Linked DNA regions of Mus musculus: all the other regions are linked to region 1. The links are chromatin loops, found by intact Hi-C in ENCODE. Cell type or tissue: heart. All regions are shown on one strand.

Region 1 (4,000 bases):
CAGTCTCCCCCCCCCCTTCCCTCCCTCCGTTCCTCCTCTTTCCCCTCCTTTCCCGTCCTCCCTCCCTCTCTTCCTTCCTTCCTTCCTTCCTTCCTTCCTTCCTTCCTTCCTTCCTTTTTCCTTTTTCCTTTTTCCTTTTTTCTTTTTTTTTTGTGCCAGGTTTTAGAGTTGGAGCTGGGTCATGAAGGGTCTTTTCACAGTGGAAGCCATTTTCACTCAATTAATTGGATGAAAACAAAGGCCGATGGTTATTACTTCACCAGCAGGAGGCAGGGATTGAGTTGCAGGCTCCTGGGTCAGCAGGGACAGAAGGTGGTGGTCTGTGTGGAGAGGGCTCAGTCTGAACGCATCTTGTAGCCACCTTTCTGGTTGACTTAATGATAGATTAGGGCGGAAGGCCAAGAGGGCGTTGGTCACGAGCTCCTCTTCCTCAGGCTAGAGAATAAACTTGGGAAACAAGCTAACAAATTCCTAAAAGGCTTGGTCTTGCCCAGTCTTTTAAAAAAGAGCAACCAACAGAAAAGCACCAACCAGAGGGCAGAACCAGTCTTTCATGTTATTATGTGCCCATTTAGTGAGCCAATAATGCCCCGAGCCTGAAGCAGTTAACAGGCATACCCTGCAGGGTTACTTTTATTTTCTGCCTCCTGTAGCACTCAACAAAATCCCATTATGCAACCGAGTAGCATCACACGTTAAAACGTTCATTTGTTCTGCATTCCATTAAGATTGCACATTTTCCCGAGCATTGGTCCTCCCGGCTTGCTCAAACCTATAATTTGAGCTCACACCATGGTGAAGTCTTAAGTGACCTTTCCCCTAGCTACCTTAATTATTCCCCACCATGTGGGCTGTTTTAGGGGACTGTGACAATGGGTTAACTATGTGCTAGTTAATGAAAATGCCTGCCACTTAGAAAGAAAAATGTGGGCTTGGAGCTTTAATTAAATTATACATCAATAGTGAGATAAAATAATACATTTTTGAGAAAAATGGATTTTAGAAATGTCTCTTTTCCTTTGAAGTCACTAATAATTAAATAAGTTGACGGAAATGGGAGGTTGTTCAAAAGCATCATGTTGTTTCTTTATAAATGTAATAATTTTTTTTAGTTAAATTCGTGTCACCTTATTGTGTAAATATGCTTAGAGTTTGTGATAAATAATGAATACAGGATGCCATTAAACCAGGTTTTAATGGTGATAGTATGATATAAGTTCCTCCCCTTATTTGATTATAAATGTTTATTTTTTTTGCAAAATTATGTCAAGTAAATAATAAACAGCTTTAGGGAATGGAGTCTTACAAACTAGGTTATGTCCCTTAGATGTAGTGGACATTTTGTTTAGCCTGCCTTTACTCAATAACTAGTCTAATCCAGTAACAGTCAAGTTCAGTAGGAATATTACTGATAATTACAGATTTTATGCTCAGTACCAGAGTGTCAGACACACAAAACTTCTCTGATTACCTTTGACTAGTGTAGACTGGTTAATTTATTTCCCAATGCTACATCGAAGAAAATGAGTGTAAGGGCAGGTGGAAGACATAAACAGACACTAAAAATAGTAGATATTTTGAATATGAAGAGGTCTTGGAAATTAGTTAATTCACTTAAAGGAGGAATAGAGAGATGCCTCGAATATATAATGACCTCTTCCAACCTCTCATAGATGAGATGGGATAAGAGCCAGGGTCACAGTGCAGCTTGGTGTGGTTGACAGATTCCAGGGTTCCATGAACCTGGGTTTCTGTGTCTGCACTGTCCATCTTTGTGGCTGTGGGCAGGTTGTTGAAGCTCTGAGGCCCCATCTCTTCCTCTGTAAGCTAGGGTGCCTTTCCCACGCAGGCGCTGATGATTTCCTGTGACCACCGATCCCTAAGCGCTTAGCAAGTAGGGCTGTCCTCTTTGGCAGGGTAGTGACTTTCCCCTAGACACAGAGCTGCTTTGTAAAAGTCATTCACGGAAACAAACAAACAAAACAAAACAAAACAAAACCGGCAAGGCCCTAACACTGAGCTCCTTTGGCCCTGGGTTTTTTGGCCTTGCTGTTGGCCAGGCACCTGACACTTGGGGGTGCTAGCGTGCAGTTGGTGTTTGCCAGCTTGGGTGAGGCCTCGCCTGGGATCTATGCTGAAGCCGCTCAGCGCTTTGTACCTTTGTCCTAAGGCAGAGCAGTCTCCTCACTGTGCTCTGAGGTGCAGCTGGGACAGCCACAGAGTTCTCTCTCTCTCTCTGTAGATGAAATGTTCCACGGAAAGTTTCCTGGTGAAGCCTCTTTTTGAGAGATTTATGCAGATTATAAAGTCAAAAGACGGGGTCATTCCAGACTTTTCTTTCCAGGCCATGAGGCCAAAACAAAATTTAAGCAGGTATTAGTTAAAAATCGAGAAGTATTTTCTCCACCGGGATACTTGCCAAATCTGTGTTGGCAACGTCCAAGGCGGCTGAGGTGAAGTTTTCCTCTGTGTGGAGAGAGTCCAGCCCGGAGCACAGCCCGGGGCTGGTCTGTTGCACAGGTAGTGTGGAGGGTTCTCCACGGTTTTGTGGAATTTGGGGCCGCGTAGATTACTTTTCACCAAGCAAGCTTCATACTGGTTATTGACTGCAGGTGTTTTGGGGTGTTTGGGGGTGTATTGAGCGAGCGATTGAGACCTGAGTGCTGGTCACTGGATAAAGCAGGTATTAGTCACTTGGCTACTTCCCAGTAAACTGCAAAATGACCTGCTTTAATGCAGTTCAGATTAAAACACAACAAGAAGCAGGTGACCTTGACACTTCCTAAGAGTCAGGTTAGGTGTGTCCAGGGATTTACTGCACTGTTGTGGTAACTGAAGGTAGATTTGTTCAGCTTGCTTAGAAGTGCTGAGAAAAATAAATCTATCGCTAAGTGCATTGTACAAAAGAGGAACTGCTAATGTTTAACGATGCCCCCTCTACCTTACCATAATCAATGTGCACAGCCATTCTTTAACACGTGAACAAATGTTTGGTGTGTGCTTGTAAACTCCAACCCTTTTATTACTGTTAACTGACCCTGGAAATATGTAACTGTCTATGAGACCATTTTCCTCAGCTGTAGCAGGATCTAGGCATACTTAGTGATCGTGGAGAACATCAGGGAATGTTCCAGCAGAGTGCAGCAAAAGCCAGTGGTTGCAAAACAAGCTCGTGCCTTTCCTTAGACTGAAGTGTAAGAACACATGGGAATTTCACATTTAAGAAAAATCGATGGAAACCTCAGAGACCTGGAGCGGGCTCCTTGTGTACAGCTGCTGTCAGGATACTCCCTGCCTGTCCCCTGCCTGTCCCCTGCCTGTCCGAGACTCAAGATGCTCTCTGCTTGCCAGCAGCATAGGAAGAAGGAACGTGGCAATGGTGCCATACAGTGTGGAAGCATCAGCATGGCGTATTTTGACATGGACAGAGAATTCTATATCAGAAAATACAGATAACGAGAAAGACATAGCAATTACCCAAATCTTACCACTAAAGCTATATAATTTCAATTTAGTATATAGACATCCAGATTTGTGAATGTGTGCTATTACATATAAAATCTAAGAGTACAGATTCTTTTAAATGAGACCATTTAGTTTATTGTGCTTGGAGTATTTTTCTCATGCGCATGAGTCATATATGAGCTCATGGTGCTCTGTACATATGAGTCATATAAGTCATCTATGAGTGCATGGTGCTCTGTACATATAAGTCATGTATGAGTGCATGGTGCTCTGTACATATAAGTCATGTATGAGTGCATGGTGCTCTGTACATATAAGTCATATAAGTCATGTATGAGTGCATGGTGCTCTGTACATATAAGTCATGTATGAGTGCATGGTGCTCTGTACATATGAGTCATGTATGAACTGATGGTGCTGCAGGTTTAGGAGCTGCTATGCTTTAGGCTGTGCTGCTTTTGGGAAGACGTATGACATACTGCATCACCTCGCCGTGCCGTGCAGGAGATTCATCTCACCCTGTGGTGAGATCTCA
Region 2 (4,000 bases), 540 kb after region 1:
GGGGCCTGAGACACTTTTGTTCACTATGGACTGTTTCTTCCTCTGAAAAACTTAAGGAACCTATGAGGATTAATGAAATAATGTCTGCAGAGTTCTTCAGAAGAAATGTGCTATGTAAACACCAAGTATTATTCTTCTGTTTATGAGGAGTAGTATAATATCGCCTCTGAGAAACTGGGACTTCTGTTTAAAAGTACCATAACATCCCCTTTGGCTCTTTGGGGGCTTGAGTTGGGTTAGAATGGGGTACTTCAAGGAGAAGTTGAGCCATTTAACTTCATGCATGGGGAGACTAGAAATTCTAATGAGAATATAGTCGTTGATGTTGGATCGGTTTTTCGTGGTCTCCTTCCTCAGAAAACCTGGCAAAAACCATCCATATTCCTAAGAATGAATTCCTGTCTGAGCAGTTTTGAGACTGCATATGTGAAACACCACCACGTGTGCTTTAGATAAGGCCTTTAGGAATCGTCTGCAGGGTCAGAGTGTCCCATGATCCTCACCCATTTCCACGGCTTCTAATCTGCAGGGAATTCTTTCCAATATCCTTTTTGCAGATAAGATGCTTGAAGCTCGAATTTATCCCTGTTCCACAGAATGGAGTGGAGTGAGCCATGAGAGAACTGCTTCATCTCTCACAGTTGCCAGGGTTATGGACAAGTGCTTTTCTCTAGCAGCTGAAAATAGAGGGCCTGGAGGCATTGGAGATAGATGCATGTCTTCACCCTGGATGTTTGCATCTGGATGGGGGAGGCATTGGAGATAGATGCATGTCTTCACCCTGGATGTTTGCATCTGGATGGGGGAGGCATTGGGGATGGATGTGTGTCTGCTCTTCTGGATGTTTGCATTCGGATGGGGATGTTTGAAGGCTTTTCTATAAGTCCCTTCCCCAAGTTAGATTATCGTGATGAAATGGCAGAGGGATGTGAGCATACGTCTAGGAGGGAGTCCTAACCTAGGACAGAGCCACTCTGAGCTGTTTATCCTCTCCAACAGTACTCATTGACCCATGTGCTCTATTGACATCATTTGGTGGTGGTGGCGGGTCGGGGACCACAACTCCACCGTCTTCCTAGTCTTCTGAAAAAGGATCTGGCTGTTTGAATTAGCATCTTTGTGCAGGGCCAGTGGTGTGTCTTTGGGGAAGATCTTGCTTTCACAGGGACCAGAACAGAAGGAAACTGAGGGTTCTTCCAGGAGAGACTTGTGCAGTGTGATATCTCTAGTATGGCACATCAGCCATATTGTAGGACATTTGTGATACTGTTTCGTGGTTTAATCATACTGTCTGCCAGCAATAGTCTTGCTTCCACCTCTGCCACTATATTGGCTGCTGAGTTCCTATCTTCAGTTTATTGTTATTATTTTTTTTAACATAGATAAAACATGGGATAATAGTTTCTACAGTCTATAATAGGATTGGTTCTTGAAAAGTGTTTTGGAAAAAAAATATCTTCAGGACACTTGTGGAAATATTCAAGAGCATCTCCACGGAATTTCTCCTTTCCATGTGTGGAAGCAACTAGAATCATTTCATGTTGGTGCTTAGTTGTCTTCAGTACTCATGATCCCACTCTCTCCAGACAGGAGACAGTTCTGTAGGCAGGAGGCAGGCTCAAGGCTGCAACTCCTAAGGCCGGGGAGCTCCGTGCTGCCATCTGGCGGCAAGTGTCAGACTCAGCAAGCTGGCTGCTGTCATCCTGTCTGTACTTGGCTTCTGCTGGAGCTGTGGTTTGGCTGGCGTCCTTATGGAGTTTTCTTGCCAGACATGTAATTTTTTTTTAAACTCTCTATACCACCCCCTTACTTTTTGCATGTTAACAAGTTGTTGAGGGTGCATTTCAAGGCTATGATTTTTTTTGGGGGGGGGAAGCATTTGTTGATATTAAGGTGTCTGTGGTCCATCTTTCTGAAAGGAGACACTGGTTCAGACTTACCTCCCCAGCTGGCTGATCCTAGAGATGGTAAGCACAGAGACATGGTGACCGAGAAAGCAAAGAACCATGAAGTGATCGCAAACACGATGGCTAGGTTATTATGTTTTCACCTTCTCCTTGTGTGAATATGGCCTTTTGGCCATTGTTTCTGTTTGCTTAGAATGCATGATTCTGCAAACCCACCTAGAATTTGTGGAAAACTTAGGGTATCAGTCTGCCTTTTCAGAGGTGTGATAGGCCTGGCCCTGTTGATATCTGATCATAGTCATATTTCTTGTCTCCTCAAAGCAGACAGTGTCTGTAACAGTCCCATGACTCTGAGGCTGGTCCTTGGAGTGATTCTGCTGGAAACGGGACTCGTCTCACATGTGGAAATATACTAGGAGGACCCAAGCGGGATATTGTTTTCTCTCACTCTGTATCCTGAATGCCCACAATGTACCCAAGTACTGAAGTGTAGGTAGCATTTGCATGGCAGAGATCAGTGTTCCAGACCTCTCTCACTTGTGTTTGTTGCTCCGTGGGGACATGTCCCAGCCTTACTTCTTTATCTGTAGAATCAGGCTAAGATGAAGTTCTGTGTGATCTTCCTTAGCTCAGAGTCTAAATATCATCAGAGGAAGTGAGCAGTATGTGTGAATCACTATCAGAAAGTGTTTGCTGAGTTAAAACCCGAACCGAATGAGTCGCACGCTTAGCCTCAGCTGTGATCTGTGCTGTGAGGATGACAGACTCCTGAACACGGGGCTTTGTGTATAACACTCCTTGCCAGAGCCACTGTCTCCAGGATATGGGGTTTTGTGACTTGTCCAAGCCCAGGAAGCCAGGCAAGTGGTGTTAATTACCTGTGTCTGAATTTCCCATGTAGCTGTTAGGCTCAATTAAGGGGATGAGGAAGCAGGGTCCCCACGGTGATCTTGCAGCTCTATTATTTCTTTCCTCAAGGGCCTGGGATTCTAAGCCCATCCTCACATCCACACCAACCAGATTCCAAACAGACTCCAAAAATGATGGGATCTGGCAGTTCCAACATGACCCCAATAGGATGTAAAAAATCCTAAGGGTAAACAGAAAGGAAATTGTATCCCCTAAATATATACCCAAAGCTTAGGTATACATGCCTGTCTGTCTGTCTGTCCACACATATTTAAAACTTCAGATGTGACTGTACAAACCATTTGCCTGGAATGCCGTGCATGGTGGACAACAGCTAAAATGCTCTTTATTGTGAATCTTGGGATCCTGTTGTGGGTTTTGACTCTGTTCTGGCTTTCTAATTCAGCCAGCAGTTCTAAAGAACATGCGCACCTTCCCACTCACCCGCTCTCACATTGCTTCTCCCCATCACTCTGACTGTCCTGAAAGTTTGAACTCTGAGGACTCCTCCTTTTAGAGAGGACACTGTCTTAGGGGGACCCTTCTCCAAGTTTGCTGCACTCATAAATGCACTTGAGACTGAATCTCTGCTTGCGATATTCATATCAGTCCCAGTCTTCCCGGGGTGAGGGAGTCTGCGCTAAAATAGGAGTTGTAGAATCCACGCGTGGCAAATGGAGTCACAGCTAGTAATTTTAAGCAGTGCACACGTACATAGGCATACACGTGCACCCGTTAGGTGCTCTTGTTGCCTTCAGTGGGAATATGGCCAATAATACCTAAAATTTTAAAAATGTATCACTAACCATCATCGTTGGGACGAGAAGACCTGGAGAATTGGAGGGCTTGGAGCCAGGCCACCTGGTCTGCTGTCTCCATAGGCTCTAGACAGCTCCGTCATCTGCCTCATCTTCACTGGACACAAGGACACTCTTACAGCTGTGCTTTATCGACTTAGCCTTTTTACATCATTCAGATCAGCGCTGCAGTGGGTGGGAGGCACAGGCAGCTTTCCTTAAGAGCTCCTCAGCAGTGGTAGGGCTGCTCTAACGAACAGATGAGAAGGGAGACTACTGTACCACAGGATCTGAATGAATGAGTGAGGTTAGCTCTGTGGGTATAACAACCCAGGACAGACAATGGGAAAATCGGGGGGGGGGGGAGGGGAATGAGGGAGGGAAAGA
Region 3 (4,000 bases), 310 kb after region 1:
CTGCATGGGCAAGAGCGGAGGGGAGAGAGGGGGAAGGGGGAGGAGGAAAATCACCAAGGCAGTGAAGGAAAAGAATGAAACTTAAAGACCTGCCAACACGTAAGAATCCAGAAAAGTCGCCCTAGAGGCCACTTCTTGCGTTGGGTTTGGGGTAGCAGAGATAAAATATAGATTTAAAAAGATATTAACTCAGAAATACTGGAGGGGGGGGTGTTTGTTAGCCACGGGGAGGATTAGAAATGGCCAACCATTGAGCTGGTTAGGACATATCCAGATTAGCTGGCATAGTGTATGTATTTCATTTGCCAGCTCCTGAGCGGGTGCGTGCGTATGGTGTAACTAATACACTTTTTTTTTAAAAATTAACTAATTAATTAATTAATTTTTATTAGATATTTTCTTTATATATATTTCAAATTCTATCCCGAAAGTTCCCTATACCCTCCCTCTGCCCTGCTCCCCTACCCACCCACTCCCACTTCTTGACCCTGGCATTCTCCTGTATTGGGGCATATAAAGTTTGCAATATCAAGGGGCCTCTCTTCCCAGTGATGGCCGACTAGACACTATTGCACAATGCCAGAAAGATTTTGCTGAAGGGACCCTGTTATAACTAATACACTTCTACAGTGTTATATTAGTTTTCCATCATCATGAAATACCCGAGGTGATCAACTTAGAAAGACGAAACGTTCATTTTGGTCTACATCTTCAGCTGTTTCTGTCTCTGGTTGACTGGCCCGTTGCTACTGGGCCTGTGGTGAAACTGTACTTTATATCCAGAAGCACTGGCTGAGAGAAGCTCCTCAGGGAAGGAGTGGGGAGTGGGGGAGGGACAGATGGATGGGTGGAAGGAAGGAGGGAGAGAGGGAGGGACGTCACATTCAAGATCATACTTCTTTGCCCCGGGCCCCACCTTCTAATGCTTCTCTCCTCTGCAGCATCACTGAATGGGGATCAAGACTCCAACGTACAGGCTTTGGGGGTTGGCATTCATCTAAACCGCAGCATGTATCCAAAATATGTGAAGAAAACTTTAGAACTCCTTCTCAGGGAGCGTGCGACCACTTTCACAGCACACTGAAAGGGGAAGGGGTGCAGGGAGGAGTGGGAGGGGGGAGATGGTACACACTCTTATTTAGAAAGACATGACCATAAAGACGTGAGGCTTCCCAAGTGACACAGAATGCTAGCAAAATAATGAAGTAAATTGTGAAGCAAGAGCAGAAACATTCCAGATAAAGAGATATTCTATTGTGGGTATTTAGCTATGCAATAGTGTGGCACCTCTGTATGCATTAACAGTCCAGGGAATGGAATGAAAAGTCCAAAAATAACCCCAAGAACTGACGATTGGTGGGATTGGTGGAAAGGAGACCAGGGGTGTGTCCTGCTCCTCATAATATCATAGGCATCAGGAACCTGACACACCTGGGGGGAGACGGGAATCCAAATTGCTTCATGCCACTTACCAATATAGACTGCAAGAGGAATGATGTTCAAATCAGTAAACTGGAGCATGGCCTGGTTGTAATCCCTTCATTCAAGGCCAGAAAGTCAAGGTCATCTTTAGTTTAGCAAGTTTAACTCCAGCCTCAGCTACACAAGAACCTGTCACAAAAAATAATTTAATCTGTGGGGTGGAGAGATGCTAAGAGCACTAGCTGGTCTTGCTGTATACCTGGGTTCAGTTCCCAGCATCCACATAGGTGACTCACAACTGCCTGTTGCTCCAGTTCAGGGGATATGATGACCTCTTGTGGATTTAGCAGGAACTGCATGTACCTGGCACACTTACCATACAGGACTACAATAAAAATAACCAGTGAAAAATTCAATATTAAAATACCATGACTTGGACTTATTAACTAAATTGTAAGCAGATTATGAGCACAGGACATGCCGATAATTTTCCTTCTTTCAAAAGAATCTTTATGTGTGTTTGAGTGCATGTTCATGTGTATGCGTGCAAGCACCTGGAACATATGGAGGTCAGAGGTCAACTTTGTGCGTAGGTATTTGTCCTTCATCTCATTTGTAGGTGGCTACATACACCAGGCTACCCTGCCTGTGAGCTCCCGGGATCTTGTCTCTGCTCCCAGCTCCCTGTAGGAGGATGGAGATTACAGTTGTGTGCTATCATGACCGGCTTTTCTGGGGTCTGAGGATTTAAACTCAGGTTTTAGGCTTGCACGTTGCCAAGCCCAGCATGGCCCTGGTGGTGACAGAGTGACATAGTGACACAGTTCTGTCCCTGGGACAGGGTCCTGGTATGAGTCTCCAAGAGTGTCGATGGCTGCTGTGGGCATAGGCTTGTTTGTATAATTATGTACACATTTTCACATTCCTCCAAGGAATGTCCTCCCAGTCAACTTTAATGACTCCATGAGAATTAGAAACAGCATGAGGCAAAGGTGTGGCTAATGTCTCAGAAAAATGGTAAATGCTAGGACCTTCAGGACAGCCCTTAAGGCTATGGGAAAGACCTCTAAATATCTAAGTTCAATATATGTATATATACATACGCATATACATATATACACATATATACATATATATGCACACACATATATACACATATATATTCTCAACTATGTAAAATATAAGGATGTAATATGAATTATGAGGGAGTTCATGAATCTAAAGGAACAAAGGCAGCTGCATTAAGGAGCCAGCTTGTCAGAAAGATACAAAGGCAGGCAGATTTCGGAGTTCAAGGTCATCCTGGGACACAGCAAGGATCAGCCCAGGTGTGGTAGAAACAGTAATTTCAGAGCAGGGCCCTACCCAACTAGTTTACCTTTTGTGCTTAACATAGGCAGGCAGATTTCTTCTGCAATGTTAGAAAAAGAAAAGTATGCTTGCTGTCTCTTAAGAATCAAAGGGCTGGGGTCATGGAATGCTGGTTCATAAGATAATCAGAAGAGAACCTGGAATTAATAACTGAATTGACATGTAAATAAAAAACTGGGCTTTTGGTGTGCATGTGATGAGCTAGCAGAAACCCATAGCAGTTCCTTTTAGATTTTTCTCTAGCAAGAGCTGAGCTGTCTGGAGATCTCCAGAGAGCAAAATGGCTCTTCAAGAATTTTCTCTTAACAGGATTTCGAACTTGGTCAAAAGACACAATAACTTTTTTAATAGCAGATTTTCTGACTTTGGTCAGAACACCCACGAGTTATCCAGATAACATTCAGAATTTATACTTGCAGAGAGAGCAGCCTGGAAAGCCATCTCAGCAGAACTTAGGCTGCCAGCTTGGACCCACGGTTTGACTTCAAGTTGTTCTTTTTGCCAGTCCCAGACACCCTTTCTCGAAGAACCCCTCTCCAGGCTAAGTCTGGTCCCTGGTAGCCTGTCAAGCACTTTACCCACTGAGCTGTCTCCTCAGCCCCATTTCACTTATAACAGTTGCACAATAACTATTGTCATAACTGTTTAAACTGCTGTTGATTGACATGTAGGAGATTAACAAACTCCAACTCTTATAGACAAGACTTTGTGGTAAGTATTTATTAAAAATCAATGTTTGTTATTATGCTCGTTTTCTACAGCTGCTGTAACAAATTACCCCAAATTTGGTAGCTTAAAATAACAAAGGTTTATTCCTTCAAGATAATGGAGCCAGAAATTTCAAATTAGTTTCACTGGGAGTTTAAGGCAGCAGCAGGGCCACACTCTCTCTGGAGATTATAGATCAGTGGTTCTCAACCCGTGGGACACTACAGGGGTTGCATATCAGATAGCCTGCATATCAGACATTTACTTTATGATTCATAACAGTACCAAGATTCTAGCCATGAAGTAGCAGTGAAAATAATTTTATGGTTGGGGGTCATCACAGCACAAGGAACTGTATTAAAGGGTCACAGCATTAGGAAGGTTGACTGCTCTAGCTTGCTCTTTCATCTCTTGGCTTTTGGAGTTCCATGGTTGGTGGCTGCATCTTTCTAACTCCTTCCTTGGATCACACTGCTTCCTTCTCTTCTGGACCAGATTT
Region 4 (4,000 bases), 84 kb before region 1:
CTATTTTTGAGACCGGGTCTCACTATTTAGTTTGATCTTCCTACGTAGACGATTTTGGCCTCACACTCAAGCAGTCTCCTGCCTCTGCATCCAGAGCATGGTGCTGTTGGGGTTGCAAACATGCCCCATCATAGCTGGCTGGTAAGCATGCAACAACTGTAAATTTTTCTGTGACTTCATCTAGAGATTCTTTGGTTTCTAGTCTACTGTTTCTCTCAGCACACGTTCTTCACATCTCAAAGGAAGATACATATTTTTATAGTTTCATCTTTTTAAGTTTAATGTTTCAAATCCATCTGGAGTTTGGCTTTAGTGTGTTGCAGTGGTGGGGATTTTCTGTGCAGCAATGGGCTGGTTTTCAGACTCTTGAACAGAGTTCTTGTTTACTTTCCTGTTCTATGGCTAACATAGCAGAGAAAGTATATATCCTGGGGATATAGCATCCCTGACCTTGACCTGTTCATAAAGTCCACTTATGGATCTTGTGTTAGTTGATTTGCATAAAATAACTCAATGTTAACTGTGCTTTTAAGTTAACTGGATATACAGTGTTACATTTAACTTCTGACCCACTGAGCATGAAATTCATTCAGAGGTCCAGCCCATATAGCCTATATAGACCTTATTGTTCTATAAAATAGCCACGAAGAAGAAAGATTTAAAAACACATTGTTTAATAATATTTTCTTTATAGTTAATTGGAATTAACTATATATGTGAATATGAATATATTTTATTTTTCCATTGTATAAAAATGCCAAATGACTATATTACTAGTTTAGTAGTTTTATAGGCCTGGGTCAAAGTCTTTGTCCGTCATAGGTGTTGTATACAGAAATTCTATTAATGAACACTAGAGTTTTAAAGCTTGTCTTAGCATCTTTTTAAAATAATAATAAAGAACAAGCAGTTTTATCTACAACTTAAATTTCTCCTATTTGATCTAAATTTTATCCAAAGTTTCTGATGTGATTAAATAAAGGTAAATCACTCAAGAAATTACTGGACTTTCTTGAAGGATCAAGATATCCTATCAATGTTGAGGTTAGGTGTTTCTGTGAGACAAGACTCTCTTCCATTTGGACACCAACCATAGGTAAAGAATGGATTTTGAAAAGCTAAAGAAATACACACATCCCTCATTATCTATCTCAGAACCTCAATGCTTTTCAAAATAATTCTCCTAAGTCTAAACTGGCAACTGCTTGCTATGTAAACAGTGGAACAACCTGGTTTATATTCCTATAAATCAATAAATTTTGCAGAATTTCAGAGCATATTTAATTGTTAGTTTTGGAATGTGAGAGCTATCAGGCTATCTGATTTAGAGAGGCACATAGTTGAATAAGGAAGAATGCTTATACCAGACCATGCCAGCTCTCCTGCTTGATAGGTCGCTGGGAAGTTAAATCTGAGCTGGGAATGTCTGTCTGAATCCAGAGGATAGTGATTCCAGTCTTGTCTTGAGAAGTCAGCAGAAGACAGGCCTTTCGAATCAGGAAGCTCTCGAGGACTCAGGTTCCCAGACCTTACGGGACTGGGGGTAAAGGAGAACTTAGAGCAATGTAGAGCAGGAGTGTGTTCCTCTAGAAATAGTTTTCGGAGGCTGTAAGGACTTTGTCCACCACTAGGTGGCTTCAGTTGTCCGCAATGACTAACAGGCACTGCCCCATAGGCGCCATGGATTGCTTTTAACATTTCAGTTCAGGAGACTAATTTCATTTTGGGGAGATTTCGTTTTGTGAGGTAGATGAAAGAACCAATACAAGCAGTTGGATTTTTGAGGATCATCGCCTCTCACCGCCTTGGTTTAGAGATGGGGAATTTGGGAGGACCTCTCCCACTTGACCCAGCTCCATACAGCAGTCAGTGTAAGAACTCTCGCCCTGCTGGCCAGGGACCCCAATGTAGCCCTTGTTTCTATGAAGCCATGTCACGGGGTTTGTGGCGCTTACTATTGTATGAGCCCCAGAGAAGGCACAGCATGTACAGGAATGTTCTAGACTGTGTTGGTTGGTTTGCATTTTTTGAGACAGTCTTACTATGTAGTCCAGGTTGGCGTGGAACTTGAAATTGTCTTGCCTGAACTTTTTGAGTGCTGGAACTATAGGTGTGCACTCTCACATCTAGCTGGAAAGTTGTATTTATTATAAGTAATGTAGCAGTTGCTAGGGGTCATTTTATAGGAAGGACTGAGCACGGGTATCATTCTCTCAACTGAGTTGAGCTTTATGTTAACAACATGACTGTTGGCAATGATGCAGAATTGGGAAGCTTGAAAAGTATTTCTTCTGAGTTTAGAGCTCTGTTTCTTTCTCTTACCCCCTTTGAATAATAGCTCTCTCTAAGAGCTTTTACTTAAAAAGAGGGATAACCAACAGATACCTCTACAATGCAACCTCTACATACGAGGCTTAGGAATAATTGTGGAATAATTATGAGAATCCTTACTGTAAAAACCAGAGAGCCAGAATGTCTGCTGCTGTTACGTTGTAGACAGAACAGGTAAGTTGTACCATGAACTAGCAAAATATAGTTGCCAGACCAAGATGTACATGATGTCAATATCAGTTGATAAACCGTGTGGATGGGGGAAGTGCCCCAAGGCCACATCCCTCGATGAAGAGCTCCAGGGAACTAATGGTTGCTGAGAGAGAGAGAGAGAGAGAGAGAGAGAGAGAGAGAGAGAGAGTGAGTCAGTCTCCTGGTAAGTTAAAAGGACTCAGCAGGGGTATGTGTGTAAGACAACAACTGAAGAGGTTGTGAATTTGAGAGGAAGTGGGGGAGGGGTCATGATAAGAGTTGCGTTGGGACATGTAGGAGTAGAAATGATGTAAGTATAGGAATCCTGCATGAAATTTTTTTTCTTTTTTTTATTAGGTATTTTCCTCATTTACATTTTCAATGCTATCCCAAAGGTCCCCCATACCCACCCCCCCAATCCCCTACCCACCCACTCCCCCTTTTTGGCCCTGGCATTCCCCTGTACTGGGGCATATAAAGTTTGCAAGTCCAATGGGCCTCTCTTTGCAGTGATGACCGACTAGGCCATCTTTTGATACATACTGCATGAAATTTCTAAAGAAAAAAAGCGCTGGCAAATAGTATCAAAAGCAGCATGGTGGACCAGGGAGATGCTCAGTGACTAGGAGCACGGGCTGTTCTTCCAGAGGACCTGGTTTCATTCCCAGCACCCATATGGTGGCTTGAACCCATCAAACTCCAGGTCCAGGGGAAGTCAGCTCCCTCTTCCGTCTCTAACGTCACCAGGCATGTGCATGGGCCACAGACAGCTATGCCAGCAAAACACTTAAGCACATAAAATCCTCCTCCTCCTCTTCCTCCTACTCCTTCTACTCTTCCAAATAGCTTGGTAGTGGCACAAAACAGATATGTAGGTCAACAGAGTATAATAGAGATCCTGATATAAACTCATACAGCTCTAGTCAATTACATTTTGACAGAGATGCTAAAAGTAACCATTGGAGAAAAGAGTGCCTCTTCAAGCATGCTCTTGGGAAAATTGGCTATCCATGTGTAGAACGAAAATAGATCCTGATATCTTACCCTGTGTACTGCTCACCTCCTGGTGGACCGAAGATGTTAATGGAAGACCAGAAACTCTCAAAATACTGGGGAAAGTACAACAAACACTTCAAGATAGAGGAATGGGCAAGGAATTTCTTGATAGGACTCTATTCACTCAGGAATAAGTCCAACAGTTGACAAGTGTGGTTTTATGAAATTAAGTGAAAGGAAGAAAGCAGTTGAGTAAAGAGATAACTTCCACGATGGGTTGGAATCTTTACTAGCTACACGTCTGACGGAGGATAAACATCTAAGACATACAAAGAACTTAAACAAAGGTAAACTGTCATGTCAATAAAGAAGCTAATGAAATGGACACACGGTTCCCAAAAGATGAAGTACAAATGTTCAATAAACATTTCAACCTCACTAGCTATCACAGACAGCAAATCAAAATTACTTGAGATTTTTT
Region 5 (4,000 bases), 91 kb after region 1:
CCCTCCCTTCTTCCTTCCTTCCTTCCTTCCCCTCTCTCTCTCTCTCTCTCTTCCTTTCTTTTGTCCTTTCACTCTTGCTTTCCCTTGTTTATCCGTCACTTTCCAGTAGCAAAGAAATGCTAGTATTTCAGATTAGTACATGTACTTTTTTTAAGGTGCTAAAACATATATGCACCAGATGTACTTTGTAGAGATGATTTGTCTACTGAGAATAATATTGAAAACTTTGTTTTGTCTCTAAGAGGTCTTAAGTATAGTTTCACTGGTAGATTTAATAATTAAAACTTTCCACTGTCCTCTTTCTGTAATGATGGCATAATGTAGTCTGAAATAATATTTCATTACTGTGTGTAGTAGGGCTTTTGTGTATGTGCTTGCTGTGTATCTAACCCAGACCATTAGGAATGCTAAGTATATTTTCTACCATTGAGCTCTACTCCCGTGCTCCCAATAACTTTAAATTATAATAAAACAAATAGTTTTCAGGCTAGGAGTAGAAGATATTTGAGAGCATAAAATCTTACAGGGAGCAGGGTTGAAAGTCTATCCCATCTATTTTGAAGTTCTATAGAACATACTGTGTCTACTCCTGCCAATGAGGATTGTATTAGAGGTTGTGACAGTAACACATTAACATCTTGTTCCTCTGATGCCTCACAGAAGCCAAAAGTCATACAGGTGTAGTGTGTGTATGTGTGTGTGTGTCTGTGTGTGTGTGTGTGTGTGTGTGTGTGTGTATACATATACACACATTTTTAGGCTCAATGGGATTATCTTTTATCAAGTCATTTAATCATCTAATGAATTTTTATTAAGGATTTACTAGTTTTTAAGCATTGCTTGGGCTACGATATAACTTGTAAACAAAATATATTTAGGTGTCATTTTTGGTGGTTTTAACTCAATTTCATAAGCAAATATTGTAATCCTGAACTCTTCAATACAGTAGCCACTTACAACACAAAATATAAATAAGCTGACGTGAAATAAATTGACTTCATTATCTGTCTTTCACTCGCTAGTAGCTACATGTGATGGGTGCTTGCTCATTAGACAGTGCAGACAGTGCAGACAGAGACGTCTGGCATTCCAGAAAGTCTGTAGCCTAGCAGTGGTAAGCAGCAAGAAAAACAGGGCTATATCCGTTGGACTCATCACAGCACATAATAGTAAACTAATAAAAGCAGAGCAGGAGACTGACATGAAATTCCTTCCTGATGTCTGATTTACTGTCCCTTATCTGTGGTGTCCTGGGATCAGTGTGGTCGTATGTCAACACCAGGTCCTTGTAGAAACAAGAGCTTAACCTGAGAGATCTGAATGTATCTGCATAAAGGGAGGCAGGAGACAGCAGCATTGTTGTTGCTCTGCCTTTGATATAGTTTAGAAGTATTCTACAGACCCATGCATGCCCTGGGAGCCTGGCTGCTAGCCTGCAACACTACTGAGAGATGGTAAACCCCGGAGGGGGTGGAACCTAGTGGAAGGGAGTGTGTCATGAAGGTAGCTGAAAGGGATCCTGGGATCACAGTCATGTCCTCCGGTCTCTCACTTTCTCTTTGACCTGAGGTGAGAACTGCTCTGCCATATGCTACCACGATGCTACTATTTATGTCTTGCCACAGACCCAAAGGCAACACGGCCAAACGACCGTGGTTGATAACCCTGAAGCTGTGAGTCCAAGTAAACCTTCCTTCCTTATAATTTGGGTATAACCTCAGGCATTTCATCACAGCAACCAAAAGCAAAGTATAGTATCCTCCACATGGCCTTGGCAAATACTGTTGCCTTTATGAATCTTTTCTGCCAGCGTGAACATGGCCTTTGAATTCTTTTGATTGCAGTCTCCTGGATACTTGCTTTATCCTGGATTGGATGTGGATGAATTCTCTTTACCCTTCCTGATCACAGCTCAGATCTGCTTCTCATTATTTTAGTAAACAGCTCAGATGACTGGATTTTTCATCCAGCCGATGGCAAGAGAGCAAGGAGGAGGAGGACTGGGGTTTCTGAGTAGGCTGCCGGAGCCTTCTCTTTCTGAGGTCTGTGTGTGTTCACTTGGCTCTGGGGGAGCCTGGAATGAAAAGAGCAAGAGTGTGCTGGTGTGGAGACCTGGCTTTGTAAACTCCGCATGGCATAGCATTTGTCTTGATAGTTCAATTCCTTTGAATTGCATTCAATATCTTTGGCAGTATTTTCTACCATTTGAAAAAGAAATGTTTTATTGTATTCTCAAGGACTTAATAGTTAACTTTCCCTGGTACTAACTTTTAAAACTCCCTGAGAAAGTTGGATGGAAATTCACATCAACGGAAGAGGGAGACTTGAACCTTCAGTCTAATTGATTGATGGTTCCTTTTACAAACGGATACGGAAAGGAAACTTATTTTTAACATGTTGAACATGGTTCATGTGAGAAAGCAGATGTTTATAATAGGAAGTCCTATTGTACGGAGGGACTTATCGAGGCTCACTTCTAAGGCTGAAAGGTGACTAGGCCGCAGGTCAGATTTGAAGTCAGAACCATTGTGCCTGCTGTCTGGACTGAGCGATGACTAATCACCACCATTACTAATGAGCCTGCTCAAAAGAGAAACAGGAGGAAGTCTGGTGTCACTATTAAGTCTGCCTTTGTGACGGCTCAAGTATCATCACAATTATAACTGTCTATGGGAATGTGGGCCAGAAAGTAAATATTTTGGTATTTCCCATGGTCCTAGCCAGCAAGATAAACATGTGGAATTAGTTTCTTATTCATAATGGCAATATAAGATGCAACTGCTATTGTTTAATTATGTAATATTCTGTATTACCAGAGTTGACTACAACATACAGTCCAAATCTTTTTTTTTTAATTTTTTATTAGGTATTTAGCTCATTTACATTTCCAATGCTATACCAAAAGTCCCCCATACCCACCCACCCCCACTCCCCTACCCACCCACTCCCCCTTTTTGGCCCTGGCGTTCCCCTGTACTGGGGCATATAAAATTTGCGTGTCCAATGGGCCTCTCTTTCCAGTGATGGCCGACTAGGCCATCTTTTGATACATATGCAGCTAGAGTCAAGAGCTCCGGGGTACTGGTTAGTTCATAATGTTGTTCCACCTATAGGGTTGCAGATCCCTTTAGCTCCTTGGGTACTTTCTCTAGCTCCTACATTGGGAGCCCTGTGATCCATCCATTAGCTGACTGTGAGCATCCACTTCTGTGTTTGCTAGGCCCCGGCATAGTCTCACAAGAGACAGCTACATCTGGGTCCTTTCAATAAAATCTTGCTAGTGTATGCAATGGTGTCAGCGTTTGGATGCTGATTATGGGGTGGATCCCTGGATATGGCAGTCTCTACATGGTCCATCCTTTCATCTCAGCTCCAAACTTTGTCTCTGTAACTCCTTCCAAGGGTGTTTTGTTCCCACTTCTAAGGAGGGGCATAGTGTCCACACTTCAGTCTTCATTTTTCTTGAGTTTCATGTGTTTAGGAAATTGTATCTTATATCTTGAGGGCATCATCCTGAGTGAGGTAACACATTCACAAAGGAACTCACACAATATGTACTCACTGATAAGTGGATATTAGCCCAAAACCTAGTATACCCAAGATATAAGATACAATTTCCCAAATCTTTTAAGAATTCCTTTCTGGAAAGCTCCTTGCCTCTGGCCATTTCCTTTCTACCTGACTGCCCGTGCTGGCATTTGAAACAGCCTTCTTGCCATTTCTGTGGAGGTCATCTGTCATGTCTCTGGAGCCCAGCACCGCAGTCCTCCTGCTTCACACCTGGTTCTGTGTTTGCCTGGGCTCTGAGGCACCTGCATGGAGTTCGAGTGCCAGTGCTGGACAGCCAGGACTTTGTGTCCCCTGGCTCCGCCATTTCTCATTTATAAACTCCCCCGTCTGTGCCTCCACAGCATCAATCCACAGAAGCCGTGCTGAGTCTCATCAAAGCAGAGCCACTGGCTTTGTCTTCCTGTAGATAGCACTGGCTGTTTGTCCATCT
Region 6 (4,000 bases), 150 kb before region 1:
GTTCTGTCATTTTCAGTATGTGAAGTCTTTGTGAGTCTAATCCCACTGTTGCTGTCTCCCGCTCGTGTCTCTCTCAGGTCCCTGTATGATGTGGTTTTGACTGAGGTCGAGTTTTCAGAACTTTATTCGTGTGAGTGATTGGTGTGGTCCTTTAATCTTTGAGCTTTCTTTGGTTATATGCTTGGTTGTATTTCTAGCCCTGGACCATTTTATTCTAAATTCACAGATTTATTTATTTATTTATTTATTTATTTTTTGGCTATCTGATAGAATGGTTTAGTCAGTAAATTTACATTAATGAATTACATTACAGAATAAATTTTATGAATTCTTAAGAGAGATTTTTCCCCCTTCATCTGGTTCCAAGTTCTGATGTGTGCATTTTCTTTTCTTTCCCCTTTGGTTGAGGTAATGCTATTTCTGAATTCTGTTCATATTAGGGGTCAAGTTCTTTGTGGTCTTAGGTTTGTCTGGAGCGTGGTGGGGGGCTCTGTCCTGGGCAGCTCCGCCCCATCCTCCCCTTTTCTGTGTGTCATTTGAGAGCATGAAAACGAAAGCTTATGTTTAGATTATCTGGCTTAGGAAAATGTCCCGAGGGCTCTGTGTACCTTTGTGGATTCCACTTTCACTTCGGTTTTGGCTTCTGAATTTTATTTCCTTTGTTTCTTGGCAGCATATTGATATACTTTAAATTCTGCTTTTAACAAATATTTTATTCAACACAGAGAGTAGGTGTTACTTGATATTTCTTTCCTTTTTTATAATTTAATTGTTGATGAGCAACTATATCAGGCTTTATCTGTCCAATAAAATACTTAATATTTTATACTTAAATCTGATGTCATAAGTCCATGACATGCAGTTGTGATGGTAGGCTACCTTAAATATGGAATTAAAGAGATCTCATTAGGTGCCTGCTGTGTGGATCTGTGCAGCTGGAGAGACAGCCGTGAGCCGTGACACTGCTGTTCGGCTGCTGTGTGTCCCTTAGCAGACCACAGAGCTTCCCTGAGCCTCAGTTCCCGCCACAGGAGGACAATGGTTCTTGACCTTCTTCCCTTACAGAGGAGCTGCTCGGCTGAGCCAATGACAAGCGGGCTGGCACTACTTTCGTGGAGATTATGGTAAAATCTTTGATTCCGGTAATTTCACCGGAGTATGTGAGACGAGACATCGTTGACTGCCATCCTTGTTCTCCTCAAATCAACTTCACTTCTGTGTTCTTCAATTACTTTCCTCTTTGTGTGATCTCAGTGAAATGGAGAGCACAGAGCATGTGTCAAATGAATCTTTCACTAAGAAAGATTCATTTGACACATGTAAGTGGCCCTGCATAGCTTTACATTTATACATGATACAACATTCATGTGCGTGTGCGTGAGTGAGGGTGAGTGTGTGTGTGTTCTCATGTGCAGTTACGTATGTGCCCGTGGAACAACCTTGGCATCATTTCTCGGTTACTGTCCATCTTTATGTTTCTCAGAGCCTTTCATTTGCCTGGAATCTCCAAGTAGGTGAGGCTGGCCAACCAGTGAGCCCCAGGAATCCCTGTGGCCCTGGGGATTGAGCTCAGACTGTTGGCTTACACGGCGGCAAGCTTTACACACGAATTTATCACCACAGCCCACACTTCAGTGATTTAAGGCATCAAAATGATAGAGAATAGTAAAATCCCAGAAAATATGGGAATGGGTAAGGAACATTTTTACAAAGTAAATGTCTGGCTGGATATAGTGGACAGAAGAGAGATGGTCTCAAAAAAGTCCAAGGCAAACAACCCAAGTCAGTTGTTGCCTGGTAACTCGCGATTCTGTGCTGGACAGCAGAGGGCGCCCTCGCCTCACCCTTTGATTTCCTGAGGCCTACCTTGGAGTAGGTAACAGAAGTACCTACTCATCTAGGCCTGAACAGGATTCGAAAACAGTTTTTCCTTTGTCCTTGGCTTAGTGAATAAAATCCCCTCCCCTCTGGGGCTTCCCCTGAGTGTGATGAGCCGCCATGGCTGCCTTGATGCTCACCGACACCCCGACACCCCCGGAGGCTCTTTGGACCGATCTGCCCTTGCGTCTGGGGCTCGTAGGATACTGCTAATAAATTAGCTGCTTGGGCGGCTTGATTGTTGTGGCAGGTCTGTGCTTGTGACCTTTGTTAAAGATGCATTTAACTGCTTTCTTTAAGGAAAAGCACGATGTGATATATTAAACAGTGGTAATCGGTACTCTGAGCCCTGCGACAGAAGTTCACGAAGTATCATCTAATTCAGTTTGGCTAGCCATTTCAGATCAGAGGTAGAGTTAAGTTTTTTTTTTCTTCTTAAAAGTTAAATTCTTTATTTTTTATTTGTTAATTTTTTTTACACTCCATATTTTATTCCTCCTCTCCCACCCTCCGGCTGTTGCACATCCCACACCTCCTCCCACCCACCTGTCTCCACATGGATGTCCCCACCCCCACCCCACCTGACCTCTAAACTCCCTGGGGCCTCCAGTCTCTTGAGAGTTAGGTGCATCATCTCTGAATGAACACAGACTCGGCAGTCCTCTGCTGTATGTGTGTTGGGGGCTTCATATCAGCTGCCTGATTGGTGTTCCTATCTGAGAGATCTTGGGAGTCCCGGTTAATTGAGACTGCTGGTTCTCCTACAGGATCGCCCTTCTCCTCAGCTTCTTTCAGCCTTCCATAATTCAACAACAGGGCTCAGCTGCGTCTGTCCATTGGTTGGGTGCAAATATCTGCATCTGATTCTTTCAGCTGCTTGTTGGGTCTTCTGGAGGGCAGTCACGATAGATCCCTTTTTGTGAGCACTCCATTTGTGAGCCTCAGTAATAGTGTCAGGTTGGGACCTCCCCTTGAGCTGAATCTCACTTTGGGCCTGTCACTGGACCTTCTTTTTCTCAGGCTCCTCTCCATTTCCATCCCTGTAATTCTTTCAGACAGGAACAATTATGGGTCAGAGTTGTGACTGTGGGATGGCAACCCCATCCCTCATTTGATTTGTCTTCCTGCTGGAGGTGGGCTCTATAAGTTACCTCTCCCTACTTAGATTTAATTTTTTAAAAGATTTATGTATTTATTATATGTAAGTACACTGTAGCTGTCTTCAGACGCACCAGAAGAGGGCTTCAGATCTCATTACGGATGGTTGTGAGCCACCATGTGGTTGCTGGAATTTGAACTCAGGACCTTTGGAAGAGCAGTCGGGTGCTCTTACCTGCTGAGCCATCTCACCAGCCCCCTAGATTTAATTTTTAATAATATTGTGTATGCAGAATAGGTTCACAAAATGAGAACATAAACAATTTTGTGTGTTTTCATAAGTGATCTCTGAATTTCTTATGACTATTATTATTTTTTTAGTATAGAATAGAGTTTATTTAGGACATGGGAAGGGGAGAGGAGAAGGGAGTAGAGACAGAGAGAGAAAGGGAGAGGGGAGAGGGGAAGGGAGGGGAGGGGAGGGGAGGGGAGGGGAAAGAAGAGGCCAGCCAGGAACATGGGGTGGGGGGGAGGGGAGAAGGGGGTCAGAGAGGGAAGAAAGTCAGAGAATAAGAGCTCTTATACCTATTATCCTGAGTAGTTTATCTGGCTTTGAAACTAGCTGGCTTTCTGAATGAACAGATGCAGCTGTGTTCCATTCCATCTCTAAGAGTTTATCTTTCAGATGAGGAATTTTGAACACATGGATTTTATTGTGTAATGGCATCCATCTTGTTTCTCATATATTATTTAGAATTAGAGAGAGAGAGAGAGAGAGAGAGAGAGAGAGAGAGAGAGAGAGAGAGAGAGAGAAGAGAGATTGAGAGGGCAGGGCAACCGAATATAAATGAGAACATAGTGAATGAATGTGTGTGTGTTTGGGCAGTGAAGTCACAGTTAGCGACAGCTCATTCTCTGTTTCCAGATAGGATTTTGGCACAAAGAATACTTAAAAGAGGATTGTTAACTTATTTAATTGTGTGTGCATGTTTACACGTGTAAATGCACCTGTATATGTTTATGA
Region 7 (4,000 bases), 120 kb after region 1:
ACAAAAGGAGTGCAGTTGTTCTCTTCTTGTTAAAGATTCAGGAAAATCCATACTTACAATATTTTAAAAACTGAATGTATCATCTTGTAGAAAAAACCACATTCTTCTATCCTTTATATTTTACTTCCACTGAAAATGACATCATAGTCTAAGCCAAGACTGAGACAACAGGATGAAATTTGTTTAGTGCGGACTGTGTCCCAGGTGTCACAGGCATCACTCTGCATATTGGAGTATGATGTTCAGCCAGCCCAGCACAGTCCCTGCTTCCAAAGAGCTTGCCTTGGTGTGTGTGTGTGTGTGTGTGTGTGTGTGAATACACAGGGCAGCAGACTCCAAACACTCTGTACTGTAGAAAGTGCAATGAGAAAAGGGTAAAGGGGAGGGGTGGGGTCACTCGTGAGCTGAGGCTTCCCTTTCCCTCGCTGCGCTTCATTCAGGTAGGAGCAGCTCCAGAGAGTTAATTATTTGAAACAGACTCCTTATATGACTAGTGAAAGTAATTATGTGTTTGCTCATTTATGTTTAGGTTAGTTTATTAATCATAATATTATTGGGTCTTTATAGGTTTTTTTTCCTGATCAAAGAATGTATTTTAGTTTTCAGAAAAGGAGCCAGAGTAATTATAAGGAATGTTTTCTAATTAATAAATGTATTTGATAAAATATATGCAGTGATCATTAAAACAACTTATACCATAAAATGTTGAGAAGACCTTTTGTCCTTACATTATTTTAGTGCCGTACTCTCAGCCACAACTGGATGCTGCTATCTCTTGCCAAAGTTGCCTAGACTGACACCTCTGGGGGAAGAGACTTTGTCACCCATTTCTACATCTCTATAATTAAATACAGCTGGAACATAGAAGGTGGCCTGACAGGATATAGAATTGGCTTGAGTGATGTTCCCGTTGTCTCCTCTTCCTCCTTTTTGTGTGACACATTCTCTGTCCCTCCCTCCCTCCCCCCTCTCCCAGGCCACCCACTTTCTCTTCCCCTGCCTGTCTCTGGCCTGCTATGTTCTACTTCTGAACCGTATGGGTTGCTCCCCAAGACTCCATGACAGTTTCTAGCTCTGGGCTAATCTTTGGCTTTCTTGGATCTACTCTGGAACTAGAAACTGTTGTACAGATTGTTAACCTGACCCCGCCTCACCTCCTTTCATGAAGTGGACCTCACTGCATCTTTCTCTGTTAATCAGAATATTACTCACCTATATTCTAGTCATTTTCAATCTCATTTAGAGCTAAATTGATCTCCAGTGTTTGCTCAAGTTGGCTTTCTTTTCCCTTAATCCATGCAGAAGACTTCCTTTTATCTTGTGCTGTGAAGAGCAAGTCTGGTCACAGCACACTCCACTCTCCCCTGTGGAACGGACTCACTTTTGTCCTTAATAGACATTTAACTATGCCACCGTCTTCATTCATGTGCTAGACATTGGCGTTAGTGAAGAGAGGCTTCCTGTCCGTATAGAGTGGCTATTTGTGTTGAAAAGCCAGATAATAAGCAGTTACACAGCTAAAGAGCAGAGTTGTGGATTGCATTAAGTGTACACAACAGCAGACAAGGCTCATGACAGCCCTACAGTGGATATACGGAGAGCTTCCTGGAGTAGCTCTGCTGGCGAATCGTCTTCTTCTCTGAAATGAAGCCATGGAGGAGTGTAGCTTTTGCTCACTCCAGCCTTCAGCCGGATCAGGCCGGAGTCCTGTCTCCTTGCTCCCCCAGTTCTCCCTTTTCTTCTTATAGACTACTTCTTGATGCTCTTGAGAAAAAGAGTTAGCAAAAAGGTCAATCATGTACTTTTTCTTCTATTCTGGGACAAAGAATTTATGTGCCATCCAAAACAAACAAACAAACAAGCAAACAACAGAAAGCCTCTAAGTCCTCCTAAGTGGCCTGGCATGATTTGATGAATGCTTTAAAGAATGCGCTGTGCCTGCTGTGTGGGGATAAAGAGCCGGGTCTACAATGGGACAGTGAGCTCTAGTCGCCAGTGTGATGAGAGGCTATGTGATTGGACGAGTGATACAAACAGAAGATCCGAGGAATCCCTCAGAGGCTACAGTACACAGCCTTGGCAATGGGCCTGTTTGGTGGGAGGTCAATGAGAGTCAGAGACGGCTTTTGACTTTAGTTATGAACTGGTGGTCAGCCCTGCTGATGAAGAGGGGTCAGTGAGCACAACGTGGGGTAAATGGATTAGGGGGTGCAAAATCGAAGGCCCAGCTTGACTGTGCTTCTATCTGGGTGGCATGGCTGCGCCCCCTTGCAGATGACAGCACTAGATCTCCAGAGAGAAGGCTGAGCTGCCGCTGGCCTGTCAGGAGATGGGGCCTGTGTGGATTTAGAGCTGGATGGGTCCCCTTCTGTGTGGGGAGCAGAAAGAAGGGGGCTGGTCTAAGCTGAAAGGCCTTCCAACATCTAGAGGTCAGGGAGAAGGAAGGGCAGGAGCCAACCTCGGAAATTAAGGAGAAGCAGCCAAGAAATGAGCAAGAGAAAACTGAGAAAGTAGCCACATGGAAGCCGGAGGAGTGCAGGGTCTCCAGGGCGTGAGGCAGGCAAGTCTGGCATCTTCTATCTGAGATTCTTACACATGCCTATCACGGCCTCCATATGCTTGCTCATTCATTTAATGTGTTTACTAGAAGAAAGTTTACATGTGTCATCATAAACTAGTTTTTAGTATATAGAAATAGCAAATATAAGAACTATATGACACAAATGAGCTTCTCCATCTTAGGAGTCCTCCAGAGGGACACATGTTAGAATCATCCTCCTGGTTTTACCCAGATTTTTTGCTTTTACCTTCCTGGTGTCCTTTCTCTTTCCCTTCTTGCCTTTCCATGGTGGGTAATGAAATCTCGGCTTCGTGAATTTGGGGCACCTCCTCCTCCTTTTGACCTTTTAGCTTGGCCAGAGAACTGGCTTCACTCATTCCTTCCTTGAATCTCTGCTGCTATAGCCAACAAAACAAAGAGATGATACAGTCTGACCCCCATGACCTACATAGTAAGTGCTAAACCGTGGATAAGAATTGTGAGGGATGGTTCCCTTCCTCATAAAATGAGGATTCTGATGGCGAGATAGTAGCTAGAATGAAGATACTGTGTGAACAAAGCAGATGTAGTTCGCCGTTACTTTTTTTTTTCAATGCTAAAGTAATCATACCGATACTTAGTTACAAGATGAGGTAGCTACTGTGGAAGCTAGGGATGCTGGCAGTCCAGACTTGGGAAACAGCAATGCAGAGGAAGATGAGAAGATATGACAGGGAACTTTTTTAGGAGATAAAATCTCCAAGGTTTAGTTGTTGACTAGAGAAGAGGGTCCAGCAACAGCGACATCAAGGAGAGCTCCTGGATTGCTGGTCCCAGTTGGCTGTGCACCATCCATTGAGGGGCCATGCGTGTCTGTGTTGGCCTGAGTGCTTGTCTTGTGTCTGCCTTAACTGTAGGGATCCTTTCCCGAATAATTGCTCAGTGCTTTGCTGTCTGCTCAAACTCCTAGAGATTTAATTACGTTAGGGATTTCAGATGCTTCAGCCCAATACTTGCTGGCAGTATTTCACAATGGCACTTCCCACTCTCTCTCTAATTGCTGTGTGCTATAAATGAGGGTGTAAAAAAATCTATGTACAGAATATGTGATTGCTACTTTTGTTTACACAACTGATAACACTTGGCAGCGTTTGGTGGCATGGCATTCTATGTTACCATTACCACTGAAGGATTTCCTTGAGAACAGCTTAATTATGGGCTCAATTCATGGTCTATGGAAACTCGTTAGAGAACACTTATCTCTCATGGCAACAAGGAGGAGCAGTTCATTAACAAAAAGCAAATTATATACTCCAGGACTTTAGTCTAATGTGTTCAGTAAATGTAGCCATTTCCTAGCTCCAGTTGGGAAGCCCCTAGTGCTTGTTATGGTAAATAGTATTCTGCTTGACGTCAAGTGATATCCATGGGCGGGGAGTCCTTGATAGCTGTTTCCACTCA

Evidence for each region. Hi-C counts contacts between places; a loop is a spot of excess contacts. Peaks named below come from ENCODE experiments on the same cell type or tissue, not always from the same donor. Only the 100,000 strongest peaks of a DNase experiment are listed, where the experiment ranks them.
Region 2: it touches region 1 in a loop (3-fold over the local background); 12 of 42 quality-filtered maps call a loop at or near these places.
Region 3: a loop joins it to region 1, with 3 times the contacts of the local background. A loop is called at or near these places in 29 of 42 quality-filtered maps.
Region 4: it touches region 1 in a loop (2.2-fold over the local background); 2 of 42 quality-filtered maps call a loop at or near these places.
Region 5: it touches region 1 in a loop (2.1-fold over the local background); 2 of 42 quality-filtered maps call a loop at or near these places.
Region 6: a loop joins it to region 1, with 2.2 times the contacts of the local background. A loop is called at or near these places in 15 of 42 quality-filtered maps.
Region 7: it touches region 1 in a loop (1.9-fold over the local background); 5 of 42 quality-filtered maps call a loop at or near these places.

Annotation. Positions count from the first base shown.
Region 1 is chr9:22,707,060-22,711,059 of GRCm38, forward strand. All of the region lies in intron 19 of Bbs9 (Bardet-Biedl syndrome 9 (human)), which reads left to right. Among named protein-coding and RNA genes, the nearest start is that of Gm39309, 96 kb to the right of the region's middle. In heart, CTCF peaks have their summits at 2,072 and 3,133; a DNase peak (open chromatin) is centred at 2,082; H3K27ac peaks cover 396 bases.
Region 2 is chr9:23,248,573-23,252,572 of GRCm38, forward strand. The region is part of intron 2 of Bmper (BMP-binding endothelial regulator); the gene reads left to right. Among named protein-coding and RNA genes, the nearest start is that of Bmper, 27 kb to the left of the region's middle. In heart, a CTCF peak has its summit at 1,663 (motif pointing left); a DNase peak (open chromatin) is centred at 1,669.
Region 3 is chr9:23,015,179-23,019,178 of GRCm38, forward strand. All of the region lies in intron 1 of Gm36743 (a long non-coding RNA gene), which reads left to right. Among named protein-coding and RNA genes, the nearest start is that of Gm36743, 21 kb to the left of the region's middle. In heart, a CTCF peak has its summit at 1,764 (motif pointing left); no DNase peak of the experiment used is centred here.
Region 4 is chr9:22,623,502-22,627,501 of GRCm38, forward strand. The region is part of intron 9 of Bbs9 (Bardet-Biedl syndrome 9 (human)); the gene reads left to right. Among named protein-coding and RNA genes, the nearest start is that of Bbs9, 150 kb to the left of the region's middle. In heart, a CTCF peak has its summit at 1,632 (motif pointing right); no DNase peak of the experiment used is centred here.
Region 5 is chr9:22,798,347-22,802,346 of GRCm38, forward strand. All of the region lies in intron 20 of Bbs9 (Bardet-Biedl syndrome 9 (human)), which reads left to right. All of the region lies in intron 1 of Gm39309 (a long non-coding RNA gene), which reads right to left. Among named protein-coding and RNA genes, the nearest start is that of Gm39309, 4.7 kb to the right of the region's middle. In heart, CTCF peaks have their summits at 2,301 and 2,516; a DNase peak (open chromatin) is centred at 2,525.
Region 6 is chr9:22,555,733-22,559,732 of GRCm38, forward strand. All of the region lies in intron 5 of Bbs9 (Bardet-Biedl syndrome 9 (human)), which reads left to right. Among named protein-coding and RNA genes, the nearest start is that of Bbs9, 82 kb to the left of the region's middle. In heart, a CTCF peak has its summit at 1,817 (motif pointing right); no DNase peak of the experiment used is centred here.
Region 7 is chr9:22,823,087-22,827,086 of GRCm38, forward strand. The region is part of intron 21 of Bbs9 (Bardet-Biedl syndrome 9 (human)); the gene reads left to right. Among named protein-coding and RNA genes, the nearest start is that of Gm39309, 20 kb to the left of the region's middle. In heart, no CTCF peak of the experiment used is centred here; no DNase peak of the experiment used is centred here.